Linked DNA regions of Homo sapiens: all the other regions are linked to region 1. The links are chromatin contacts, found by Hi-C or POLR2A ChIA-PET in ENCODE. All regions are on one chromosome and are shown on one strand. The core of a region is the stretch at or near the end of the contact, and the rest is flanking DNA. Distances in the headings are between cores, read along the strand shown. Region 1 holds the start of CD37 (CD37 molecule). Region 2 overlaps PPFIA3 (PPFI scaffold protein A3). Region 3 holds the start of RCN3 (reticulocalbin 3).

The links. A loop is a pair of places that touch in the nucleus more often than their neighbours do. ChIA-PET counts read pairs that join two places held with the same protein, here RNA polymerase II (POLR2A). Pooled maps may share reads with other maps.
Region 2: a loop to region 1 is called in a pooled map, with 2.3 times the contacts of the local background. The contact joins the enhancer-like site here to the promoter of CD37 in region 1. A Hi-C loop is called at or near these places in 1 of 50 pooled maps. POLR2A ChIA-PET finds 5 or more read pairs at or near these places in 6 of 52 experiments (Caco-2, GM10248, HEK293 and 3 more).
Region 3: a loop to region 1 is called in a pooled map, with 5 times the contacts of the local background. The contact joins the promoter of RCN3 here to the promoter of CD37 in region 1. A Hi-C loop is called at or near these places in 4 of 50 pooled maps. POLR2A ChIA-PET finds 5 or more read pairs at or near these places in 3 of 52 experiments (GM10248, activated CD4-positive, alpha-beta T cell and activated T-cell).

What each region holds. Positions count from the first base shown.
Region 1 is chr19:49,334,156-49,336,855 of GRCh38, forward strand. CD37 (CD37 molecule) reads left to right here and starts at 1,251. Exons shown (of 8, transcript NM_001774.3): 1 at 1,251-1,454; 2 at 1,559-1,631. The coding sequence starts at 1,386. It also overlaps a transcript of SLC6A16 not described here. RefSeq lists enhancers at 802-871, 1,362-1,481.
Region 2 is chr19:49,149,077-49,151,776 of GRCh38, forward strand. It overlaps PPFIA3 (PPFI scaffold protein A3), which reads left to right. Exons shown (of 30, transcript NM_003660.4): 26 at 1-92; 27 at 181-249; 28 at 471-642; 29 at 1,004-1,075; 30 at 1,160-1,950. The coding sequence ends at 1,062. It overlaps HRC (histidine rich calcium binding protein), which reads right to left. Exons shown (of 6, transcript NM_002152.3): 5 at 2,441-2,477; 6 at 2,122-2,256. The coding sequence ends at 2,220. Among named protein-coding and RNA genes, the nearest start is that of HRC, 5.0 kb to the right of the region's middle. RefSeq lists enhancers at 447-666, 2,256-2,700. Within about 2 kb of position 1,420, at least 34 of the 41 ENCODE cell types and tissues checked have a DNase peak (open chromatin) inside an H3K27ac peak, as active enhancers do.
Region 3 is chr19:49,526,716-49,529,415 of GRCh38, forward strand. RCN3 (reticulocalbin 3) reads left to right here and starts at 1,288. Exons shown (of 7, transcript NM_020650.3): 1 at 1,288-1,343; 2 at 1,752-1,999. The coding sequence starts at 1,758. RefSeq lists an enhancer at 1,204-1,782 and a silencer at 1,246-1,365.

The sequences.
Region 1 (2,700 bases), core at 1-2,500:
AGGCACAAAAACAAGTGGGGAAGGGGGAGACAGAGAAAAGAAGACAGGCTGGGCACAGTGGCTCACGCCCATAATCCCAGCACTTTAGGAGGCCAAGGCAGGAGGATCACTTGAGCCCAGAAATTTGAGACCAGCCTAGGCAACACAGTGAGACTCCCATCTCTACAAAAAATGAAGAAAATTAGCCAGGCATGGTGGTGTGCACCTGTAGTCCCAGCTACTTGGGAGGCTGAGGTGCAAGGATTGCTCGAGCCTGGGAAGGTTGGGGCTGCAGTGAGCTATGATCGCACTACTGCATTCCAGCCTGGGCGACCCTGTCTCAAAAACAAAAACAAAAGAGAGATGAAGAGAGAAAGGAGGAAGGACCCAAAGAAGGGGCCAGAAGCAGAGAGAGGCCAGGCACAGTGGCTCACGCCTGTAATCCCAACACTTTGGGAGGCCAAGGCAGGAGGGTCGCTTGAGTCCAGGAGTTCCAGACCAGCCTGGGCAACCTAGTGAGACCCTATCTCTGTTTTTTTTTAATTAAATATAAAAAATACAACACTCCCACTCCATAGCAAGACCCCATTTCTACAAAAAATACAAAAATTAGCCAGGCATGGTAGTGTGCACCTGTAATCCCAGCTACTCAGAAGGCAGAGGTGGGAGGATAGCTTGAGCCCAGGCTACAGTGAGCTGTTTTCCCCACCGTACTCCAGCCTGGGTGAAAAGTGAGACCCTGTCTCAAAAAGAAACAAATATATAAATAAAATAAAGAAACACAGAGAGAGGGAGGATAGAGACCCCAGGAGGCAGGAGGACAGAGACCCAGAGGAGGGAGAGACTCTGCTGAGATAAGGGGACAGAGATGGGGAGTAGCAGGAAGGTGGGGACAAAGACCCAGAGAGGAGGAACAAGAGACCCAGGGCAGGAAATGGGAGACACAGCTGGATGCAGAGATGGGAGAGCTTAGCAGGCCATGAGGTCAGAGTGTCTGTGAGGTCAGCTGCTGTCCAGGGTCAGCCCTGAGGTCCCCATGCCCAGAGGTGGGTTCCAGTAGATCAGGGGTCCCTTTAGATCCCCCAGCGCCTGAGACATGGAGACCTGGGAGGGACTGCCCCATGAGTCCTTGGTGCCCACAAATTCCAAGGCCCCTCAGGTACCAGAGCATGTGTCCCAGTGGAGCAGGTGAGGGAGACAGGGACAGAGAGAGAGACAGAAAGCCACCTTACATGAAGCGGGAGTGGGTGGAGCCCCACCCCTGGAACTTCCTCTTTTGGGGTTCTTCCTTTCTCTCTCAGCTCTCCGTCTCTCTTTCTCTCTCAGCCTCTTTCTTTCTCCCTGTCTCCCCCACTGTCAGCACCTCTTCTGTGTGGTGAGTGGACCGCTTACCCCACTAGGTGAAGATGTCAGCCCAGGAGAGCTGCCTCAGCCTCATCAAGTACTTCCTCTTCGTTTTCAACCTCTTCTTCTTCGTGAGTTGCCTCATGGCTACCCAGCCGGGGCCCAGCCCCTGCCGCTAACCCAGCCCTCATCTTCCCCTGTGGCCCACCCCCGTATCCGCATCTCCTCTCCCCAGGTCCTCGGCAGCCTGATCTTCTGCTTCGGCATCTGGATCCTCATTGACAAGACCAGCTTCGTGTCCTTTGTGGGTGAGGGGGGCTGGGGCAGGTGGGAGGGCCTCCCCCAACCCAAGCAACTTCCTGGGGTCTCCCTTGTCTCAGGGAGACCTACGGTGCCCTACTCTGCAGGCAGGCTACAGGCTCCCATCCACTGCTCACCGGAGGCTTCTTGGAGCCTGAGTCTTCTTCCGGCAAATGGGGTTGTGCATACAAACAACAATGATCATGAGAGCCATTTCTCAAGCACTTCCTATCTGTCGGGACTTGTGGCTGGTCAGATGCCCCCACAAACCTTCCCCTCGCTTGAGGTTCAGAGAGGGGAAGCCCCTTGATGGATGTCATACAGCAAGGACGTAAAAGAGCCAAAATAACATTAATAATAGGAAAATAATAATGAAGTATGACCCTAAATAATAATGAAATATAACCCTAAACGCTCATATTTAAGAAGTCTTTGCCCTGTGTTGAGGACTGGGTTGAACACATGTCCTCATGTGTCTCTCAAAATGACCCTAGGGGCCGGGCGCGGTGGCTCACACCTGTAATTCCAGCACTTTGGGAAGCCGAGGCAGGTGGATCACTTGAGGTCAGGAGTTCGAGAATAGCCTGGCCAACATGGTGAAACCCTGTCTCTACTCAAAAATACAAAACGTTAGCCAGGCATGGTGGCACATGCCTGTAGTCGCAGCTACTAGGGAGGCTGAGGCAGGAGAATCACTTGAACCTGGGAGGCAGAGGTTGCAGTGAGCCGAGATCACATCACTGCACTCCAGCCTGGGGGACAGAGCGAGGCTCCAACTCAAAAAAAAACCCTAAGAAATAGATATCATCTCCTATGCCTCAGGGAGGTTTAAGGAGCCAAGCCAATGTCACAGAACAAGTGATAGGGCTGAAACTACTGGGGACGAGGAGGAGCTGAAGGAGGAAGGAGAGGGTAAGAGGAAGAGAGACAGAGATCCAGGGACGGGAAACAGGCCCAGAAAGAAGAGAAAGTTTCAGAAGGAAACAGGGACTCAGGGTGGGGCAGGGACAGAGTCCCAGAGAGAGGGGCACCAAGATACTGCTCCCCACTTGGGTGGCTGCCTAGGTGGGAAATGGG
Region 2 (2,700 bases), core at 170-2,669, 180 kb before region 1:
GCGGGGTACACGGGGCACTGCTCGCCCTGGACGAGACCTTCGACTACTCCGACCTGGCCTTGCTCCTGCAGATCCCCACGCAGAATGCACAGGTGAGCTGCCGCTGGGCCCGGAGCATGCTGGGCGTCCCCACCTCGCAGACTGCACGCTCCAACCGCCCCCTCCACCTCCTCTTTCCAGGCCCGGCAGCTTCTGGAGAAGGAATTCAGCAACCTTATCTCCTTAGGCACAGACAGGCGGCTGGACGAGGTGGGCGCGGCAACAGCTCAGAGGGCTCTGCTCCCAGCGGCTCCTCGAGAGGCTGAGCTGAGGGGGCGGGGCCTGACTATTAATGGTCACGGTTGGAGGCGGGGCCAGGAGAGGGGCGGGGTTAAAGGAGAGGTGAGACCCGGAGAGGGGTGGAGTCAAAGGAAGGGGCGGAGTCAGACAAGGCAGGAGTCCCTCACCGGCTGTCCGGCTCCTATACCTAGGACAGCGCCAAGTCTTTCAGCCGCTCCCCATCCTGGCGGAAGATGTTCCGGGAGAAGGACCTCCGAGGCGTAACTCCCGACTCAGCTGAGATGTTGCCCCCCAACTTTCGTTCGGCTGCAGCGGGAGCCCTGGGCTCTCCGGGGCTCCCTCTCCGCAAGCTGCAGCCAGAAGGTGGGGGGCTCCCAAATGCGACAGCCCTTCCTCGCTTCCCTAGGGTGGGGCATGGACCACCTCAGTAGTCCGGGTTCTGGAATGGCCTAGTCCTTTCTCGCCCACCCCTGAGGAATGGACTGCTCCAACGTTCCGGACTCCCCCGTCAGGATGAAATGGATAAATCCCACTCCCCCTTCCCAGGGCGGGAGTGAACTCGCCCAATGCGAGTTTGAGTCCTTGGCTGCGGGGAAGGGAGGGAAACCCATGTGGAGCCCGGCGATCGTTGTGACATCGGGAAGGGAAGTCCAAAGGGAGGAATCCTGGAGAGGAACAGGGAGGAGGGTGCTCCAGGCTGAACCGCTGCTCGCTCTCCCTCCAGGCCAGACTTCTGGGAGTTCCCGGGCAGACGGCGTTTCGGTCCGGACCTATTCCTGCTAGTGCAGGCCTCCAGGTGAGGACCGTGCTGGGCGACCTTGGGGGTGCGGGGCGGCACGGTGGATCTTCACTGCTCCACGCGCTGCCCGGCGTCATGCAGGTGACCTCACTCGGACGGAAGAATCTTCCCGAGGCTGGGCTGTTCCCTCTCCTGCCCGGACTGTGGCCTCGCCGGGGAGAGCGGGCGGGGGAGCTCGCGCCGAGGACTGGACCATCTGTACAGACCAGCGGGAGTGCGCGCGCCCGCCTCGCACAGGGCCGGGGCCTGGACCAAACCACATGAACTGGACTGAGAGGGGGAAGAAGCGGGGAGGAAGAAATCCCGCCCCAAACGTCCGCTTTCCTTTTCTCTACTTTGTAATTTATTGATCAGTTTCTGTTGGGAGACGGGTGTCCTTTACCCGCGGGAAGGGGGCGGGGCTTCCCTCCCGGGCCGCATGCGGGGAGAGGCTGCTCCCTCCCCTTTTTCCTGCCCAGTCGCGGGGCCCAAGTCTTCCTTCTTCGTCCGAAAGGAGGGGAGGGGGGACTCGCTGCTACAAGCCTCGCCCCCTGTGCCACTCAGCTCCGCCCCGCCGCGTCCGGTCGCCGGTCCCCCGGGTCATCTGCGGGCGGGTTCCCCTCTCCCTCCCCCGTGTCTCGTGTCCCCGGGGCCTCACCGCCCCCCGTGCTGTGGCCGTGTCCGTGCCCCGGGGGTAGGGGGCGCAGAATGGCGCTTCCCCTTCTCCTCTGGCTCCGGGGTTTGCATGGGAGAATCCTCTTTCCACGATGCCGCTGGGCGACGTGGCGTGGGGGCAGGGGGACGGTGGGGGAGCCCTCGCCCCCGACTCTCGGTCGGCCTCCCCGCCCCAGGCGTCACTCAGTGATCACGGGTAAAGAGAACTGTTTCAAAAAGCTTCCTTGTTGACTGATTTTTTTTTTGCGGGGGGGGGGGGGGCTGTTCAACCAACCACCTCGAGCCAGGAGTCCAGGCCCCTCATCCCTCAAGTCTAGGTCCAGGTCTCTAGACCCTACCCGCATTCCCCGATGCCCTGAGATTCCCAGACCCCACGTCTGACAATGAGGTTTCGGGGAGCACGTTTATTCGGAGAAATAAATATAGCTCGTGGAAAGGGGTTGGAAGGCAGGGGGAGGTACACCTGCGTCGCAGTCGAGCGACTGGGTCAGGGTTCCGGCGTTTCCAGCATGTCTGCCAGGGCCCTGGAGACGAGAACGCCAGAAGTTAGACAGCTGGTGTTCAAAGCCCACCCCAGGACGCTTAGAGATCATTAACCTGCCCATTTCATGGACGGGGAAATGGAGTCCCAGAGTCATCTGATAACTCATAGCGAGACAAGCACTTCTCTAAACGGGGCTTTTACACGCTCCCCTTTTACACACTTACTGATAAAGGGACGAGGAGAAATAGTCAACGTAGCTTCCTGTGGGACAGCAGAGAAAAGAGGCTTGAGGGGTACTGCACGAGCAAAATTAGGCAGCCACTCAGTATAGCGTGCGAGATTAGTGCTAGCTCCACCTCCTTTTCCCTAATTCCTTCTTCCAACTGAATCCCTTCTACCGGACCCCTTTTTCGTTCTGGGTGATTCCGTTCTCCAGTAGCCCCGCCCCTTCGATTCCTACTTGAGTTGGCCTCGCCCATTAGGC
Region 3 (2,700 bases), core at 38-2,537, 190 kb after region 1:
CCTGACCTCATGATCCACCCGCCTCTGCCTCCCAAAGGGGTGGGATTACAAGTGTGAGCCACCGCGCCCGGCCTAAGGTCACTTTTTTTTTTTTTTTTTAAGACAGAGTTTTGCTCTTGTTGCTCAGACTGGAGTACAATTGCGTGATCTCAGCTCACTGCAACCTCCGCCTCCCAGGTTCAAGCAATTCTCCTGCCTCCCAAGTAGCTGGGATTACAGGCATGCACCACCACACCCGGCTAATTTTTTGTATTTAGTAGAGACGGGGTTTCACCATGTTGGTCAGGCTGGTCTGGAACTCCTGACCTCAGGTGATCCACCTGCCTCAGCTTCCCAAAGTTCTGGGATTACAGGCATTGAGCTACTGTGCTCAACCTGAGGTCATGTATTTTTAATTCATAACTTTTACAAATATTTACTGGATGACTGCCATGCCAGGCATTTTGAGGAATTCTTGGCTACTGTCTGACCACCTGAATCCTTGGAGCCGAAGAGGAGCGAGGAGCAGTGTTCACTCTTGGAGGAAATGGGATATTTCCTCCGGCCCCTTGATTCTGCTCTCCCTTTTCTTTTCTTTTCTTTTCTTTCTTTTTTTTTTTGAGACGGAGTTTCGCTCTTGTTGCCCAGGCTGGAATGCAATGGTGCGATCTCGGCTCACCACAACCTCCGCCTCCCAGGTTCAAGCAATTCTCCTGCCTCAGCCTCCCAAAGTAGCTGGGATTAAAGACATGCGCCACCACACCCGGCTAATTTTGTATGTTTAGTAGAGATGGGGTTTCTCCGTGTTGATCAGGCTGGTCTCGAACTCCCGACCTCAGGCGATCCGCCCGCCTCGGCCTCCCAAAGTTCTGGGATTACAGGCGTGAGCCACCGCGCCCGGCCTTTTTTCTTTTCTTTCGTTCTTTTTGTTTATTTTTGTTTTGTTTTGTTTTGTTTGGTATAGAAGTGTTGGAACGTACACCTCTTTCTTAAACCATCCTGACAAAGGGAAAGGGAAAAATACATTTCCCGTGAGGCGTTGTGACTAGAACAGCTGGAGGTGGACGGCAGAGTGCCGCGACGACTGCCAGGAGTTGTAGTTCTCCCCGGCCGCGTCACTGCGGTGTCGCCCACCCTTCTTCCCCGGGCAGGCCGCGGTTTCCTTTGTGGACGTGGCGAGGAGTGCCCGCGGCACCCCGTGCACTCATTGGCCCCGCCCCGTGAGACGCTCGTGCGAGCTCATTGGGCGGGGGGCGGGGCTCTGCGCTGCCAGAGGCGGGGCCTGACTGGAGAGCGGCCGAATTGGGCACATTTGCGGGAACGCAGAGCGGAGCGTGGAGAGCGGAGCGAAGCTGGATAACAGGGTAAAGGGAGTGGGTGGGGGGCCTCTGTCCAGGGAGGGCGGCTCGGGTCGAGGACCAGGGTCCGGACTGGGAGCAATGACGGGGAGCCTGCCTGACCTCTCGCTGGCCACAACTATGCCCTGCACCTTGCGTGGGATGTGCGCCACGTCTGTCTCTGTAATTCCCCCTGGCAGGTCTGGGACCCCCCTGAGACTCCGTCAGAAGATTCGGTCCTCCCCATAGGTGGCTTTACCTCTAAGCATCCCGCCCTCTTTTCCCCCATCGCCCGCCCTTTTTGAGCCCGAAAGCTTGCAGCCAACTTCCAACTCCCTGTCCTGTCCTAGGTAACCCCTCCACCCCGCCATTCTCCTATCCCGTGTCTGTCCCCATCCCTGTGACCCCTGACCCCTGGCCTTTGCCACTCCCCAGGGACCGATGATGTGGCGACCATCAGTTCTGCTGCTTCTGTTGCTACTGAGGCACGGGGCCCAGGGGAAGCCATCCCCAGACGCAGGCCCTCATGGCCAGGGGAGGGTGCACCAGGCGGCCCCCCTGAGCGACGCTCCCCATGATGACGCCCACGGGAACTTCCAGTACGACCATGAGGCTTTCCTGGGACGGGAAGTGGCCAAGGAATTCGACCAACTCACCCCAGAGGAAAGCCAGGCCCGTCTGGGGTAAGAGAGACATTCGGTTGGGGCGTGTCCAGAGGTGGGGCTTAGGAGAGAGACGCGGGGGTATCGACAGGGGTCAGAGAAATGGCGTGGACTGAACTTCATTTCTTTGTGAGAAATGAAATTCTACCTTCTATCCTTGGGAAAAAGAAATTAAGTTAAAATTGAGGCCTAAAGAGGACCTTTGAGACCGGGCGTGGTGGCTCATGCCTGTAATCCCAGCACTTTGGGAGGCCAAGGCAGGCCGATCACTTGAGGTCAGGAGTTCGAGAACAGCCTGGCCAACATGGTGAAATCCCGTCTCTACTAAAAATACAAAATTAGGCAGGCGTGGTGGTGGGCACCTGTAATCCCAGCTACTCGGGAGGCTGAGGCAGGAGAATCGCTTGAACCTGGGAGGTGGAGGTTGCAGTGAGCCAAAATTGCACCACTGCCCTCCAGTCAGGGCGACAAAGTGAGACTCCGTCTAAAAAACAACAACAACAATAAAAAAGAGGACCTTTGAGGGCAGCAAAATCTGGGTTAGATTCTGCCCCCTAAGCGCTCCTTATTCTTTTGTCCCAGACATCTCCCCTCCCCAAGCCTCAGTTTCCTGCTCTGTAAATGGCAGGGACTGGTGTGGAAAATGAGGTTTGGCCTTTAAGGAGCCCGGCCAGTGCAGGAGAGTGGCAGAGCCCTGAGTTTCAGGGTGAGCTGGGTGGAAT